Regions from separate parts of the Homo sapiens genome. Here region 1 is linked to region 2. A link is an interaction called in ENCODE POLR2A ChIA-PET data of the cell type or tissue named here. Cell type or tissue: MCF 10A. All regions are shown on one strand. Each heading gives the region's core, and the rest is flanking DNA. Links, peaks and the distances in the headings are about the cores only. Region 1 overlaps ANKRA2 (ankyrin repeat family A member 2). Region 2 overlaps ARHGEF28 (Rho guanine nucleotide exchange factor 28).

The links. ChIA-PET counts read pairs that join two places held together with the same protein. Peaks named below come from ENCODE experiments on the same cell type or tissue, not always from the same donor. Only the 100,000 strongest peaks of a DNase experiment are listed, where the experiment ranks them.
Region 1: POLR2A ChIA-PET joins it to region 2 with 5 read pairs; 4 of 35 experiments call an interaction of 5 or more read pairs at or near these places.

What each region holds. Positions count from the first base shown.
Region 1 is chr5:73,553,762-73,561,761 of GRCh38, forward strand. ANKRA2 (ankyrin repeat family A member 2) reads right to left here. Exons shown (of 9, transcript NM_023039.5): 3 at 7,369-7,527; 4 at 3,814-3,879; 5 at 1,727-1,824; 6 at 1,100-1,225; 7 at 561-627. Among named protein-coding and RNA genes, the nearest start is that of ANKRA2, 7.9 kb to the right of the region's middle. In MCF 10A, for the core only: no CTCF peak of the experiment used is centred there; no DNase peak of the experiment used is centred there.
Region 2 is chr5:73,781,018-73,791,644 of GRCh38, forward strand. The region is part of intron 7 of ARHGEF28 (Rho guanine nucleotide exchange factor 28); the gene reads left to right. Among named protein-coding and RNA genes, the nearest start is that of ARHGEF28, 160 kb to the left of the region's middle. In MCF 10A, for the core only: a CTCF peak has its summit at 3,026 (motif pointing right); a DNase peak (open chromatin) is centred at 5,554.

The DNA of each region.
Region 1 (8,000 bases), core at 1-8,000, 230 kb before region 2:
TGAATTCATTTTCTTTTCTTCTTTTTTTTTTTTGACAGAGCCTTGCTCTGTCACCCAGGCTGGAATGCAGAGGCGCAGTCTCGGCTCATTGCAACCTCTGCCCCTGGGGTTCAAGCGATTCTCCTGCCTTAGCATCCTGAGTAGCTCGGATTACAGGCGCCCACCTGCCTGGCTAATTTTTGTATTTTCTGTAGAGACGGGGTTTCGCCATGTTGGCCAGGCTGGTTTGAACTCCTGATCTCAAGTGATCCACCCACCTCGGCCTCCCAAAGTGCTGGGATTACAGGCTTGAGCCACTGTGCCTGGCCACATAGTGGATTCACATGTGACCCCCCAAATGAAAGCAACAAGGATAAAAGGTCCAATTGCAGGTGTGGTATGTGATGGAGCTGCTTCTCACATGGGCAACTTTTGGTGGCAGGTGCTCTAAGGGTGAAGAGCAGCAAGATTCATGTATTTAACAATAGTTAATGATTCTCCTGAGTAGTACCAGGGGAGGCCAGGTCGAAAAAATAAAATCAAGTCCTCACATGGCATTTTCTAAATTTTTATCTGCTTACCTAAGAGCATCTTTACACATTTCACATGATTTCCATGTACAGCATAAAGCAGAGGTGTTCCTCCATTCTGCAAAATGAAAAGGTGATTCAGAGTTTTTCACGGTGAGCAAGACTCAAGTAATTTAATGCTGCTGTAAGAAGTTTTACTAGAATTAGACATATAATCATTTAAAGTAATTTTAATATTTTGTGAAGGATACTTAAATCAGAACTAATAATTGAGTCTATGATATTAACTTTTTCTTCTATGTAGCTAATTAATTATTCTTCTTTATTTATTCTTTTATTTATTTTTTAGAAACAGGGTCTCACTCTGTCACCCAGGCTGGAGTACAGTGGTGCAATCACAGCTCACTGCAGCCTCAAACTTCTGGGCTCAAGCTATCCTCCCGCTTCAGCCTCCCAAGTGGCTGGGACTACAGGTGTACACCACGATGCTCAGTCTATTTCTTCTTTAATAAAACTTACTGCATCTCTCCCAAACCAAATAAATTCTAAAACTTGCTAGAGTCATTTTAAATTTAGTATTACAAACTTACCCAATCATATTCATTTACATCAACTCCACAATCAAGCAGCATTTTGACAATATCTGTGTAGCCTTTACTACAGGCCAACGACAGTGCACTTTCTCGACCTTTTCCTAAAAGTTGGGGATCAGCACCCTGGTATGGGAAGTAGAGATAAAAGACTTCTCAATTAGTTTAAACAAGAATATTGTTATTCCTGTCAACAATAATTATAGTTCAACACTAGGCCTGGTAATGTTCTGGGCTTAATAAAGAAATAATGGAAACTTTTACTCATGGATGCTTTTATTGAGATTGCCTGGATGCCTTCCTTCCTCCGTCCTGTATCAATCCTAATTATCCTTTCACTCTGGAGTCAAGTCACAGCTCCTCCATGAAGCCTTCTCCTTCAAAGCTGACAGTACTTCTGTTCCCGTGGGATGTAGAGGGGTCTGGGCGTTAAATTATTTCTCACTGTTGCATGTATGATTAGTCTTGCCTTCCCAACTAGATCCAAGTTCCACAAGAATATGAAAAGCATTAAACTTTTTTTGGTAGCCTCTACCATTATATCTAGCTGGCTGGATATATAAAAACTCTACTAAAGACTTAACTTAAGTAACTATACATATACATTTTCTGAGGCATTTTCCTTACATTCTGAAGTAGGAACTCTACCACAGCTATTTGCCCGTGTGCTGCAGCCCACATCAGAGGAGTAAATCCTTCTTCATCCGTGTGATTGATAACATTTTCTATTTAAAAGAAAAGCAATTTTTGTGATCTAATTTAACAACCATATCTTAATATCACTATGAAAAACTGGCATTCCAAAGAGCTGATTATAATACTCAGTAAAGTTCACTTTGTGCTGACTTTATGTTGGTGTCCTATTTATTGCATGTTGTTGTAATTTGTAGTCTGAGTGTATTAAAATATGCCTCAATGTACATAGCCGGGTTCAGATAGCATATTACTTAAAGTATAAACTACCAGACATGACATAATGTCGGGTACAAGGCAGTCAAGAGAACACTGGTCTCAGAATCAGGAGACCACAGTTTGAATCCTGGCTCTGTCACTTTCCAGCCATGTGACCCTGGGCAAGACACTTAATTTCTTCAATATACAGAATTCCTTGCTTACATCAACGTACAGTTGGGAGGATCATAATAAAAGTGAGATTATATGATAGCCCTCAGAATTACAGAAATATATAAACTTATTGAATCTTATTGAAGCTATCTTCTACTCCATAGCTAACATTGCTGCCTGTGAATTTCTCTCATTCTTGTGGTTTGCTAACATAATGTTATGTGGATGACAGATAATATAATGTGAATGAATAGTCTGAAATACAGTACCATGCAATTCTACCTTGAACCCCATTTTCTTCCCTAGATTGTCTACTAGTTATTAAGTCCACAGCCTTTTCCCTAAATTTATTTAGTAGATTGAAGAAGCCTCCAAATATTCATAAACAAACAGAAATATAAGATTCTTTCTTATAAAAATGACAAGATTAAGCAAAATAAAACTCTTTGATCAGACTCCCTGTATTCAATAAACAGTTTTGGGACAACTGGCTAACTTTTTAAAGCATGAAAATAAAAATACAGCTCAATCTTTACTTCATTACAACAAAACATATTCCATATGAGTTAAATATTGAAATGTAAAAAGGAAAGCCCAGAAGTTCTAGAATAAGGAATGAGTGAATTTATTTATAATCTTGAAATGGGAAATCCTTTCTAAGCAAGATATACAATCCAGAAGTCACAAAGAAGAAAATAAATTTATGACTTACAGATGTTATGCTTTCAGAACTTCATAAAGGAAGTCAAAGGAAAAATGACAAGCTGGGGAACAATATATGCAACATAAACAACAACAAGAAAAAAAGCTAATTTCCTTAATTTAGAGTTTACATACTAATATATAGCAGGTAGGTCACACGCAAAAAATTCCAGTAGACCATAACTTAAAAAATGTAAATGAAACTACTCTGAGATGCCATTTTTCACACGTCAGATTAGCAAAATTTGGAATCTGCTAATATCCTGTATCAGTGAGGGCGTGGGGAAACAGAAACTCTAGCTCTTGTGTGAGGACACACATCTGGTTATATATATAAAATATATATTTACATATATAAAAAAATACATATATATATATATACACCCTTTGACCCAGCAAATCTACTTGTGGGAATCTGCCCTATAGATATACTTTTAAGTTTTAAGTTTAAACTTAAAACTTAAGGGGGGCAGTTAAAAAAAAAAATAACATAGAACACGTACATGCAATACAATGCACACTTATGGAACTATGAAAAGAATAAAATAGGTCTTTAATACGTGCTTATATGGAAAGCTCTCCACAGTATTCAGTGTAAAACGGTGCAATGTAGTGTATATTTTCCCTTTTGTGTAAATAACAAGCACATATACATTCTCACACATAATCCGAAACATAAATAGAAATGTTTTCAAAAAAATTTACTGAAAATGTAAGAAACTTATAACGTTTGCTTTTGGGGAAAAGGCAACGGTGGTAAAGGAACTTTTACGCTTTATATTCCTTTTTTTTTTTTTTTTTTTTTTACTATCCATTGGGTTATCTGCCTGGTGAGTTTATGTAACTATTTGTTTTTGTCTTTAGGACTTTCTTATATTAAAATAAAACAATAACAAATCTAATAAATCCTATTGAATTTGTTTAAATATTTTTAAATAGGCTATTACCTTGTTCGATACGAGTAGCCAGATAGAGCATCTCTCCCTGAGCAGCCAACTGGTGAACAGACAAAGCTGAAAGAGTATCATAAAATGCTTCATGAATTATCTATAGGGTACACTTGCATCATCCCATGGTTCATGTTTGTGTCACCAATTTTCTTTTCCAAAACAAAAACTACAATTTTATTGTTTTAAAAATATAACTTAAAATGTATCCTAAAATTAAGGCTGGGCGCAGTGGCTCATGCCCGTAATCCCAGCACTTTGGGAGGCAGAGGCAGGTGGATCACTTGAGGTCAGGAGTTCGAGACCAGCCTGGCCAACGTGGCAAAACCCTGTCTCTACAAAAAATACAAAAATTAGCTGGGCATGGTGGCATGTGCCTGTAATCCCAGCTACTTGGGAGGCTGAGGCTGGGGAATCACTTGAATCAGGGAGGCAGAGGTTGCAGTGAACTGAGATTGTGCCACTGCACTCCAGTCTGGGTGACAGAAAAAAAAAAAGTACCCTAAAATTACAAGTACTCATTCTGTATCTGAGAATTGATTCATATTTATTTAAGGTAATTCTGATATCTACAATTTTATTTTTATGAGACAGGGTTTCGTCATGTTGTTCTGGCTGGCCTTGAACTCCAGGGCTCAAGCAGATCCTCCCACCTTGACCTCCCACAGTGCTGGGATTACAGGCATGAGCCACCATGCCTCAGCCTTTTTTAAAAATCTACAAATTGGTATTATCAATGAAATCTATTCTGAAGAAACGGCTTAGATATTTAATTTTTAAAATGCTATTTCTGCATCCAAACTTATCAGGAAGATGGGTCTTAAGACATGAAGACACTCTTTTGTCTTTTTATTGACTGACCCCATTGTGGTCTTAAATATTTTTATTTCGAGATTCTATGGGGTTTTCTTTTTACAAGGAATGAAGTCACAAATGAAAAACTGGCCTTGAGAGTAAATTTATTTATTTATTTATTTTGAGACAGGGTCTCGCTTTATCACCCAGGCTTGAGTGCAGTGGTGTGATCTCAGCTCACTGCAGCCTCAACCTTCTGGGCTCAAGTGATCCTCCTGCCTCAGTGCCCCAAATAGCTGGAACTATACAGGTGGGTGCCACCACATCCAGATAATTTTCATATTTTTTGTAGAGACAGGGTTTTGCCATGTTGCCCAGGTCTTCAACTCCTGAGCTCAAGTGATCCGCCAGCCTCAGCCTCCCAAAGTGCTAGGATTATAGGCATGAGCCACTGCGCCTGGCCTGAGAATAAATTCTTGAGTGTAGGCCTAGCTGTGGCTAATTAGCTGTGTGATGTTGGATAAGTTTAAACATTTTTGTCTGTAACATGAGATGTAAATCAAATGATCTTAGGTGTTTGTTTTTAGCTCAAAAATTCTATGGTGGATTATTTTAAGACAACTTCTTTAAAGACAATGCCAAATAGGGAGAGTTCTCCTTAAAAATTAGTAGCATTTGATCATTGACTTCAATGATACGATTGGATGGCCTTACTACAGAAGGAAAAGCAATTGGTGTCCTATGCAAATTTATATAAGTAAACCAGAAATGGCCTACAGGTGGGATGAGAGTCCTACAGGAAGATTCTTCCTAGCTCAGTTGGTACAGTATGTGACTCAGAAATCAGGAGGGATTTAGTGTTTCCAAAGAAAAAACAGATTTTGTCATGCTTTAGAATATAGATATATTTATCTTACATTCTCAAATACAGTGACTAACAGAAATACAGTTAAATACTAACACAAATACAGTTGCTGTTTTTCTTTTTTTTAACATACTTATACTATATAGAATATTTTTGTATTTTAAATAGAAAAACTTCCTCTACAATGATTCTACTTTAAAAAAATTGTGGATTCAAGGTGTTAAAATAGGTGATTTCATATTCATATTATATTCAAATTCAAAATTACAGTGCAAATCACTCAGCTTTTACTACAAAATCATTTATTGATCAGTGATCTGGTTTATAAGTAAAATGTGAAGCCTTGAACTCTAAGAAGATGAAAATACAGTGTCTTAATTTCAAAGGGCTCAGAATTATTATTTTTAATCTCTATTTATTATTTATTAACTCACTATTTTTACAGTAAAACTTTTAAGTTTTCATAATTAATATTTTAATCTGTATTTGCTCTCAACAGAGAAATATAACACATGAACTATTTATTTATTATTGATTGATTGGAATCATGGTCTCACTCTGTTGCTCAGGCTGGGGTACAGTGGCATGATCACAGCTCACTGCAGCCTTGACCTCCTGGGCTCAAGTGATCCTCCTGCCTTAGCTTCTTGAGTATGTGGGACTACAGGTGTTTGCCACCACACCTAGCTAATTAAAAAAAATTTTTTTTGGTAGAGATGGGATCTTGTTATGTTGCTCAGGCTGGTCTTGAACTCCTGAACTCAAGTAATCCTCCTACCTCAGCATCCCAAAGTGCTGGGATTACAGGTGTGACACGCCGTGTCTAGCCCCACATGAAATATTTAAAAATGCAAGAATATATGAAAAAGTTTACAACTGCTAAAACTACTAGGACATCACTTAAGCTTTCAAAAAAGTTACGTATAATGCATTTATTTATTTTTAATTGACAAATAATAATTGTGTATATCTATGGAGTACAAAGGGGTATTTTAATATATGTTTACATTATGGAATGATTAAAGCCAATTCACAAATCTATCACCTCACATACTTATTTTTTCGTGGTGTAAACATTTAAAATTTACTCTTTTAGCAATTTTGAAAAATACAATGCATTATTATTTTTTATTTTTATTTTTTTGAGACAGGGTCTCACTCTGTCACCCAGGCTGGAGTGCAATGGTGCTATTTCAGCTCATTGCAACCTGCTCCTCCCAGATTCAAGTGATCCTCTCACCTCAGCCTCCCAAGTAGTTGGGAACACAGGCATGCACCACCACGCCTGGCTATTTTTTGAAATTTTTTTATTTTTTATTTTTTGCATTTTTAGTAGAGACAGGGTCTTGCTATGTTGCCCTGGCCAGTCTCGAATTCCTGAGCTCAAGTGACACACCAGCCTCGGACTCCCAAAGTGTTGGGATTACAGGTGTGAGCCACCATGCCCAGCCTTCAGTGCATTATATTTATTATAGTCACCATTGTGTACAACAGGTCATTAAGTAGTCCTCCTGTCTAGCTAAAACTTTGTATCCTTTGATCAGTATCTCTACCTTTTCAGCATCTACTCCCCTCTCCCAGCCTCTGGTAAACACCAGTCCACTGTGTACTTCCACTGAGTTCTACTTTTACAGATGTCTCATATAGTGAGATCGTGTGGTATTTGTCTTTCTATGCCTGACTTATTTCACTTAGCATAATGTCCTGCAGGTTCATCCATGTGTCACCAAGTGACAGAATTTCCTTCTTTTTTAAGGTTGAATAGTATTCCATTGTGTAGTATAACACATTTTCTTTATCCAGAAAATATGCATTTAATGAAATAATGTTTTAAAGTCAAACTCTTGAAAGTATTACATTAAGAATATAGTAATACATCAGTGGCAAATACTTACAATTTGCTAACAGAGGTGTGGTAGAGACCTCATTTCCTCTGTGTTTGTTGGTTAAAGTGGTTGACTGTTTTATGGGTGAGAAATGCTTTGTTGTAGAGGGGGTGTAGACATGCCTTACTTGAATTCCCGGAGAAGGAGATGTATGGATATTGCATTCAGCTAAGTGAAAAACAAATGTAAACACATTAAAAGCATTTCAGTAAGAGTTCTATGTCAATGTCTACATTTGAAAAGAAATACATGAGGTGTAATAGCTTCAATTAAACTATTTATCAAGTGATACTAAATTGTTTTTATCATTAAAGTCCATACTTCCTTGTTTGCATAATGGTTAGTCAAAAAAAAAAAAAGTCTAGGCTGGGCATGGTGCTCACGCCTGTAACCCCAGCACTTTGGGAGGCCAAGGCAGGTGGATCACCTGAGGTCAGGAGTTCAAGACCAGCCTGGCCAACATGGTGAAACCCCATCTCTACTAAAAATACAAAAAATTAGCCGGGCTTGGTGGCAAACGCCTGTAATCCCAGCTACTCGGGAGGCTGAGGCAGGAGAATTGCTTGAACCCAGAAGGCGGAGGTTGCAGTGAGCCAAGATCTCGCCACTGCACTCCAGCCTGGGTGACAGAGAGAGGCTCT
Region 2 (10,627 bases), core at 1,071-9,070:
CTCTTGACATTCTGATTGTTCTCCTCATTCAGCTTGTTCATTCATTGAGTCCTTCATTCTATCATTTGTTCTTTAGTTTCTTCCACCTTTGTGGATCTCCTACTTTTTGCTAAGCAAGGATACTCTGGAAGTCATGAAGGAGTTTTTGTCATCACGAGGGTCGGGGGACACCACTGGCATTTAGAATTGAGGCATCAGGGCTGCTGGATGTTCATCAAGATACAGAACAGCCCTATGCAACTAAGAGTCGTCCTGTACAGCTGTTTACAGTCCTGATGGTGATTCAGAGACGGCATGTGTGATTCTGCTTGTGGTGGAAGTTCATAAAAGAAGATATATTTTTTATAATACATTGTTCCTACTCTATTCCACAACATGCCACATGGAATCATTCTGATGCCCCACTTGTGCATAATACCTAGCTCATATGCAGGAACATCATCATTCCTCATTTTCCTCAACTTGACAGTTTATCTATGCATGCAATTCTTACTTCATTTGAGGTTACTTCTGCTTTTCCATATGCAAATTAATTTTGGTCTTTTAGTAAGTTATGGTAATAAACAGAAGTTTTCATTCTAGGAAGCATATTTTTGCATATTCCTGTATTTCTTGTCTGGAACAGATCCTGATTTTGTGTTTTCAAAACCCGGTGGTTGCAAAAATCTAACCACATTATTGCGTCTCCTAGGGTATTTAGGGTAAAGGTTTTATGCATTGAAATACATATTATCTTCTTATCAGTTACTCTCCATTTGCTTCATATTTTAGTTAGGATATTATATTGATTTTTATTTTTAATTAGACATGAAGATAAGGTTATATGTATCTAGGGGGTAGAGTTATGTGATCTACTAACTCAATTTCAAGATAGTGAAGGAAGCAACACAAAATACCTGTTAATGTAAAGGGCATAGGTCTGATAGGGTTGAGAACCACCAAGCTTGATGCTGGGGCTAGGGAGGAAAAATATGACAAGGCGCTTGTTCCTAAGCCACCAATGTTAATAGCTGGTCAATACTTTTGATTCTGCTTTTAACTGGCCTCACAGAAGAGTTGGATTCTAGGTATTTGTCAGATACTATGATCTTAAACTCTTTACCTGCATGTTTGTTAAAAAAAAAAAAAAAAGTAGTCTTGGCTGGGCACGGTGGCTCACACCTGTAATCCCAGCACTTTGGGAGGCCGAGGTGGGTGGATCACCTGAGGTCGGGGGTTCGAGACCAGCCTGACCAACATGGCGAAACCCCGTCTTTACTAAAAATACAAAAATTAGCCAGGTGTGGTGGTGTGCACCTGTAATGCCAGCTACTCGGGAGGCTGAGACAAGAGAATTGCTTGAACCTGGGAGGCGAGGTTGCAGTGAGCTGAGATTGCGCCACTGCATTCCAGCCTGGGTGACACAGTGAGACTCCATCTCAAAAAACAAAACAAAACAAAACAAAACAAGATTAAAAAAACTAGTGTTAGAGAAGGCATATTTCTGGTGAGTTGCTGAGTCTGTGTGGCCCATCCCGACTGCATATGTTCCTGGGTTAAGCCCGAGCAGCTGAGCCTCCTCCTCAGACTGCACCTTCTTGGAGCCCAAGGGAATTGCCTTTACTATTCTCCCCTGTGGGTGACACTCGCTACTGGCTGTGTTGACGGAGCCACTCTTTACCCTGCTGCCCAAGAAGGTGGTGGGCACTTTGTGCTTTCTCCTTGAAGACCTGTAGGAGAAAGCTCTTTCTGGTTTTGTATTGGGAACACAGCTTCACCTGAGTGCCTGGCTCAGCTCACTTTTACTGCTGTACCTGTAGCCGATCAAGTTTCTTACTTCTAGCTTTCTGATAAACTTGGAGCTAAGTTTCTGGGCACTTGATTACAAGGGCCTATGGCAATGCTGACTGCATTTTTTATATTACCTTGTTGCTTATTTAAGCCTCTGCCCTTACTTTTTCTTTTTTAAAATCAACTTCTGATTTTAAAAAATCCTCTTGCAAATTTTTCCTCTCTTGTATTCTACCTTCAAATTAATTTAGAACACTGAGGTCTAAAGGAGTATTTTAATTCCAAGTTGTTCTTAAGGGGCTTACAGTTTGAGGTTGGGGCAGAAAAACAAGCTCTCATGGCACAGTGTGATAATTGCTACAGGAGTTATTTGCAAGTAGCTCTGTGTATTAGCATGCTGTAGACTGTGACAGTGGAGCAGTCAGGGAAAGCTTCCTGGAAGAAGTGGCCCTGGAGCTGTGATCTAATGGAGGGAAGGGAATTCTACATGCAATACAAAGTCCTGAGCCAAATGACGTACTGGGGAAAATGCAGCTCATTTTGAAGCCCTGGAATATAGTGTGTGTGTGTGTGTGTGTGTGTGTGTGTGTGTGTGTGTATGTGTGTGTGTGCGCGCTTCTGTATGGTGGTGGCAGTGATGCCAAGAACATAGGCTTAAGAAGTAGGCAGATTGGCATGGCTGTACGTGAAGCAAGTTGTTAGAATTCTACCCTGACAGCTCTGTAAAGTTCACTTTGGTGGGAGTATGGGGAATGGATGGGAGAGGCCTAGTGGAAGATGGGGACCAGCCATGGGGCTGCTGAAAGCAACGCAGAAGAGAATCTGCCCTACAGCAGTGTGACAAGATGGGAGAGTTGAGGACACATGAGTGAGGTCCTGAAAGTGTAGGATCTGATTGGCTGTCAGTGGTAAGGGAGAAGGACGGTGTCTCCATTCCTGGGGTGTAGCACTGGGTGGGATGGGCCTTCCAGGAAGCAGAATTGTGACAAAATATACGTTCAGTTTTAGACAAGTTGAATTTGACAGGTGTTTGGGGCAGCCAAGTTAATATACGTGGCTGCCAGTTTGACTGAAATTAACCAATAAGCACAAGAATTTGGACAGAAATCCAAGCCCTCTGACTCCAAATAATTAATGGGTATACTTTAGAGCCCTTGAATCTAGACAATGCTTTTGTATTTGTCTACCCTTGAAAGAGTACTAGAAACTGTATGCATATTCCAGCAGAGGGCAATATTCAACTAAAGTGGAAACATTCAATTAGTTTTTGTCCATTCATGAGTCTGGAGGAGACTCAACTGAAAGAACAAAACATTTTGAGCATAAGAGCTTCCTCTTAAAAAAAAAAAACCAAACAAACCCTAAAGCAAACTTCCTCTTTAAAATCTATTAGAAGATTCTTAGTAGATTATGCTTTTCTGTCCCCTCTGGGACAATGTGTAGTAGGGGGGAAACTCTAAGCTTATATCTGTAGCTGCTATTAATTAAAAGACTATAATAATTCTAGCCTGGACATTAACTTTGCTGTCTCTGTGAGTGTGATAAATGGTTTTATTATTGCCTACGATCCAGTTATGTTTCTATAGTTTTATGATTCTAGTTGTACTCCCAGAATAATGGCACATTATTTCAAATGAATGGCCAAAAAGTCTTCTTATTTTAATATGCTCCTATTAATAAGCTAATTATTAGTATTAATAAAAAACCTGGCTCCATATTTTCCCCTTGCCTTCTTATCCTTGTTTGATCTCTCTGTCCTAGGATTTCCTAAAGAGCATTGTACAGAACACTGATCTTGGAAGCTATTTTGAAAAATAAGGATTCTTTGGCCAAATAAGTAGAAAATGCTGTACAGTAGTTCCCTCTTATCTTTGGGGGATAAGTTCCAAGATCTCTAGTGGATACCTGCAACCCTGGATAACACTGAACCTTATATATACTATGTTTTTTTCTATACATACACACCTATGATAAAGTTTAATTTATAAATTAGGCATAGTAAAGGTTAACAATGATAATTAATAATAAAGTAGAACAATTATAACAATATGCAAGTATCACTACTCTTGTGCTTTGGGGTCATTAGTAAGTAAAATAAGGTTACTTGGACATAAGCACTGCCATACTGAAACCGTTGATCTGATAACTAAGAGCTACTGAGAGACTAATGGGCAGGTAGCATAGGCAGCATAAGGACACTGGACAATGAAATAATTCACTTTCCTGGTGGGAAGGAGTGAGATATCATGAGATTTCATCATACTACTCAAGAATGGTCTGCAATTTAAAAAAATGTAGGAATTATTTCTGGAATTTTCTATTTAGTATTTTTGGACCGAAGTCAACGGCAGGTAATCAAAACCATAGAACATGAAATCCCTGATGGCAGGGGCTACTGTATATGAAACTCCCACTTTTGAGATTTGGAATGCATTTAATGTTTTGTGGGCTCTAGTAAGTCAAGAAACCTATATAATCTTGTTTAACTTAGCAGTTCTCTAAATTAATGGATCACACGAGAGTCCTTTTTTCGCAGTTCTCAACCTCTCATAGAAACCGTCTGTGAAAGGTACTTTGAAAATGTTGTTCTTCCTCAACTCTGTGGCACCTCCCTCTCTGGATCTTATGTCCTCCATTTTCACTATCACCTGGGTTCCCGCCATCTGTTAGTCCAGTAATGCGCACACCAGAGAAGTGCAAGAAAGAATTTTTCAAACTGTTCACAGTGATCTTGAATATTCCAGATCATTCATGCCTCCCTCGACATCCCACTTCAATTCTTGATATCACATGGGAGGCTATTGCCTGCCTGGCATCTACTGGGCTATAACGCAACCTGAGAACAACTACAGTACCATTTGCCACTGTATGAATCCGCTTAAAAAATTATTTTGTAGTTCAAAAACGCTCTGCATTTGCTAACTGTCTTAACTTGGTGTCACTCATTTGTTACTTTGTTGGCTTCTCCCCATAAATTATCTTCCACATTTTCATTGACAAGGAAATAGGGATTGGAACATGTGTTACAATCACCAAGAAGAGAGGGCAAAATCATTTCCTTCAGGGTGGAGGCAGCCGCTCTCACCGGCTCAAAGTGGCTTCCCCTTTGTGATTCTGTGTGGGAGGCAGAAGAGGCTGTTGGTCCAAATGCAAGATTCAGGCTGGACAGGTGGACACGTGTCCTTAGGCCCATTTCCATATCCATCCATTCAGTAAATATGTATTGACTGCCCATCACTTTATACCAGCCACTGTTCTTGGCAGTAACCAAAAAAAAAAAAAAAAAAAAGGCAAAGAGAAAAAACCTTGCCCTCAAGTAGTTTGCTTGCATTTAATTTCACTCAAGCATTTGTTAGCACCTGCTACGTGCCAGGCATTGTTCTAGGCACTGGTCACAACCTGAGTTAAGTCTATACACTCATGGAGCACTCATACCTATGGTCATCGGGAGGGGCATTTCTGGGAGTCAGGAGTCAATCCTACGCACTTTATGCATGAGAAAGTGGCAGCACAGAAAAGTTATGTAACTTACCTGAGGTGACACTGGCCCAAGCCGTCAGAACTCAGGTGATCAGTCCACTCCCTTACCGACCACACTATAGACTCCCACTACCCCTATAGAGCAGAGGACTGATCTATTTAGCGTCTGGACTGCTCGTCTAGAGTTCTCTCAGCATTTGGGGGATAGAAAAAGCGCAAACATTGGAAACATTGCCTTGAAATGAGCTCTATTCCAAATGGTTCATCTCTCTCAAGTCCTTATGACCCGCAGGCACAGACATGTCTCGATGACACATGCCAGTAATAAGCTGACTTTGCTAAAATCCTCAGCTCTGCCGTGAACTGGCTTTTGAGCATAATGCAAGTGATTAGGCTGTTTGCTTTTGTGGAAAATGATGGGGTGGGGTGGAGGTGGCGGTGTCATTTAATACTTACTTCAGTGGGAAAATACAGATAAAGCACCTTGCCCAGTATTGAACATAGTGGATGTTTACTGAATGATGTCTAATCATGAGTGCAAGTTATATAACACACGCCTATGGTGGATTCAATGGTAAAGATACGTGTTTTGAGATACCAGGACCCAGCCATTCGTGTCGTGGTGACTAGAAGTGAGCAGATTTTTGCTTGAACATTCTGTAGACAAGGGTGCAGCACTTCCCTCTGTGATTTGGTTTGTGAAATGTAGAGAGAGTTGTGTGGTGGATTTTCCTTATTTGAATATCTCCTGTGAGATATTACTGGGAAAACAATAGGGCTCTTATCCACACAAAGTGTTGTTTCCAAGATTTTTCATTTGAGACACTCTAGCTCAAGGGCTTTTTAGGAGAACTGTTGCAGATGGTTTAGATATCAAGATATAGGTCCTTTAAGCCAGGACAGCTGGGACCTGGGTGTTGGGGACTTAAGACAGCAGTACTAGGCAGGCCGTTCTGCAGAGCTGATCATTCACTTGCATACACAGCTCTACCTTGACTCTCATGTGAAATATCTGGTCAAGCACTTGAAAATATTGTTTTCCTAGAAGTAGGGTATTTTTGGCATTTTCAACAAAAATCATACGCAGCCCTAGGAAATGATTTGTAACTGTTGCTTTCATTTAGTATTATTATCATTATTATTAAGTTCTGGGATACATGTGCAGAACGTGCAGGTTTGTTACATAGGTATACACGTGCCATGGTGGTTTGCTGCACCCCTCAACCCGTCATCTACATTAGGTATTTCTTCTAATGCTATCCATCCCCTACCCCCTACCCTCTGACAGACCCTGGTGTGTAACGTTCCCCTCCCTGTGTCCACTTTATTCAACTCCCACTTACGAGTGAGAACTTGTGGTGTTTGGTTTTCTGTTCCTGTGTTAGTTTGCTGAGAATGATGGTTTCCAGCTTCATCCATGTCCCTGCAAAGGACATGAACTCATACTCTTTTTTATGGCTGCATTTTACAGAGCAATTCAGCCTTTTCTGTATTTCCTTTAGTGACTGACTTTGCCAGTCCTCTTTCTTCTCCTTGTCACAGGAAAGAACAGTCTCCATCATTAAAGGGACCATGATATGGATAGGATATCATGATGATATGATACTCATTTTGTATATTATTATAAAAAATCAGTATTTTCTCACACAGAAATAAAAATTCTCCTCACCACTTAGTTTATCAAAGGATTAAAGAATCATAGTTTGACTTGGAAAGAACTTTAGAGATCATCTGGTTAAACCCACTGTATGTTTGAGCTCAAAACTCAGAGGTTCCCCAGAGCTCACCTAGATGCAACACATTTGGCTCATATCTGAGATACTTTATTCTAGCTGAGTCAGATAAGCAGCCTAGAGAGAAAAAAAAGTATTAAACTCAACTAAGTATTCTAATAGAATTGCAGTGATCTTTACTTGAAAATATAGCTAAAGGTTAGTTTCTTTCTTGAGTTAAAGTAGAATCTAAGTTTGGTAAAAATGGAATTTTGTTTATGTCTTTGAAAGATGACTTGCTTAATTTTATTCAAGCCATTGATTAACTTAGGAAAATTATGCCCTGGCTTCAATTTAAAAATGCAGTTAACCCTTGAAAAACTCAGATTAGGGGCACCAATCCCCTGCACAGTCAAAAATTCATGTGTAACTTTGACACTCCTCAAGCTTAACTACTCATAGCCCACTGATGACCAGAAGCCTTGTCAATAACATAAACCATTGATTAATATATATTTTGTATGTTACATGTATTATATACTATATTCGTATAATAAGGTAAGCTAGAGAAAAAAATGTTCTTAATAAAATCATAAGGAAGATAAAATACATTTACCATTTATTAAGTGGAACTGGACCACCACAAAGGTCTTCATCCTTGTTGTCTTCACATTGAGTAGGCTGAGGAGCAGGAGGATTAGGAAAGGGTGGTTTGTCTGCGTGTTTTATCAAATTGTCAAAAAATCTCCAAAAAAATTACCAATATATTTATTGGAAATAATCCATATAAAAGTGGACTCATGCAGTTCAAACCCGTCTTGTTTAAGGATCAACTGTATAATGATTTAGAGCTTCTGTGTAATTGATAATTGCAACCAAATTTTGGGGCTGAGGATACTTTCTCTCCATAATTGAATTCTTTGCTTTAGAGATTTCTATGGTGGGCAGGGGTGGGGGTTCAGGAGATGTAAAAATCTGTATCATAAAAATTTATCAAACATGGAGTTATATGATTCAACAATTATACTCCTAGGCATATACTTAAGAGTAATGAAAACATGTATCTACACAAAAACTTTTACTTGAAAGAATGTTCATTGCAGCATTATTAATAATAGACAAAAAGTGGAAACAACTCAGATATCCATCAGCTGAGGAATAGATAAACAAAACAAAGTAGATACCTCCTATCTATCTATCTACCTATCTATCTAATGGAATACTATTTGGCAGTAAAGAGGAATGAAGTACTAATACATGCTACGGCATGGGTGAATCTTGAAAACATTATGCTACATGAATCCAGTTTCAAAAGACTACATATTGTGCAATTCAATTTATATGAAATATCCAGAATAGGCAATTCTGTTGAGACTGAAAATAGATTAGTGGTTGCCTTGGGCTGGGGTGTGGAAGGAGGATGGTGAGGTGGTTGGGGAGAAATGTGGAGCGATTGCTAATGCGTGTGGGGTTTTCTCATTGGAGTGATGAAAATATCCTAAAATTGATTATGGTGATGGTTGCAGAACTCAATATACTAAAACCCATTGAAGTGTATACTCTAAATGGGTGAATTGTATAGTATATGAATTATACCTTAATAAAGCTGTCATAAAAACATATATGGGGGAGTATATACCAACATTTAATGGTAGTTATATTGATTTTTTTGTTTAGTTTTTTTTCCAAGTTTTTATTTATTTTATTTATTTTTTTGATACAAAAGACTTTATTGCAGCATGGGCTTCATGTTCACATTGGTTCTCCTTGCCCAGCAAGTCCCCCAGGAGCCTTGTGAGCAGCTCAGATAGATGCTGCACACACACTCAGTTTGTGTCACAGCTGAGGAACCCCAAACTAAGAAATCCCAAATCTTATAAGGAGACTGCTAGCAAGCCTGCCCAACCCTTGCACTGGAAGAGGCTGTTATCTTTACTACCCTGGTCTGAAAACAAATCTGCCTTCATCCCCAGGGGAAACACTATTTCTCGGTTTCAAGACTGTTGGCCACAAAACCATCCTTCAAAAGATAATCCGGTAGAAAAGTTTTCACAGTAAGAGTAGGCACACCATGGAGAATGGCCTGCAGCAGTCTGGTGTTGCAAGAGGGCTACTGTGGCTCCAAAATCATTTCTTCATTGAACTCTATTCAGACAAAAAGAGCAATGGAAAAAGATCCTTTTGCCCTGCAACTTTTTTTTTTTCTATTAGTGATAGAAGCCTTTTTTGGAGAGGTGCCAGGAAAGTTTCTATTAAGACTCTGGCCAGAATTGGATCATATGTTAACCTCCAGACAAAAAAAACTGTGTAAGAGGAGGGACTTCTCCACTGTCTTAAATAATTACTTTTGTCTTTAAAAAAAGAAACACAAGTAATTTAAATGAAAAAAAACCTGTATTTTAAAGAAGATGTCTTAAATTCTTTCTGAAACAATATAGAATAGAAATATAAAAATGATATGCCAAGGAGCACATTTTGGAGTTGCTTGAGGCCAAGGATTTCTTCCATCTTGGTTTCTTCTCCCCAGCTGCTGCTCAGTAGGGACCAGTGGAGCTTGTTGAATTGAGTGGAATGTTGGGCTCTCACTCACTGATAAGTCTCATTTTGATATTTCTGTAAATAAGTGCCTCATTGTTGCTCCCAGTCCATATTTATACCGAGCAGGCAAAATGAAAGTTCTTATTAGTAGTCCCACTTTTAGGAAAAAAAAAAAAAAAGGAATAACTGGGATATTGAAACAAACTTTCAAAGTGTGACAACAGTCTCTGAATTAAGAGTGGCAAGTAGTCTCTCAAGTGCCTTTGCCATTTTAATTCTCTGGCCATTGTGAATTGAATTTGTACACTAGGATAAAACATTGTAGCAACACATGCAGGTGCAGTAGTTAGTAGTGAAACAGCAATACTTACTAAGTGGAGAGGAAAAGGGTTGGCTTTTGGACTTACAGAGCTGGAAGGGTGGGAGGAAGTAAGGAGAAAAGGATTCATCTGTCTATGAATCTGGCAGTTCAGAAGTTGTGATAAAATAGCGCCAGTATTGGAAGTGTTTCAATTAGTTAATTCTAAAAAGTAAACAACTTTTCCTTCTCTGTCCTGATCCACAGCTTGTCTAACCATCCACCACATCTTGTCAGCTATGTATATTTTGGGCCACCAGATGTAGGTGGAGATGAGAAGCATTTATTCAGCACCTGTTAAGTGCAAAGCACCCAGCTTGGTGCTGGGGATACAAGGGTTGAGCGGAAATCGATCTGGTCCCAGCTCTCCCAGAATTTACAGCCTATTGAGAAAAAAAGATTCATTCAAAGACTATGAACTACCCACCATGTATGCCAGAGAGGCACAGAGGCTGCTATGAACACTACCATCAGGGTGTTTTTCTGACATTTGTGGGGGCAGGCAGAGCAAACTGAGAGCATGATCCTGGTTTTCCACCTGTGCTTTTGACACTACCCTGTAGATGTAAGCCAGTGGTGGACTTGGTTGTTAACAAGACAACACTGGTGGTCTGGCTGCGTCTGACCACGATTCTTCTGCCACATCCAAATGGTGATTAAAATCAGAATACTGAGCATCCTGTGTTTTTGGTTGTAAGCTTTTTTATTTGCTTAAGTCTAGACTCTGTGGTCTCATTTGCAAAATAAGACAGTAAGACATGTGCATAGA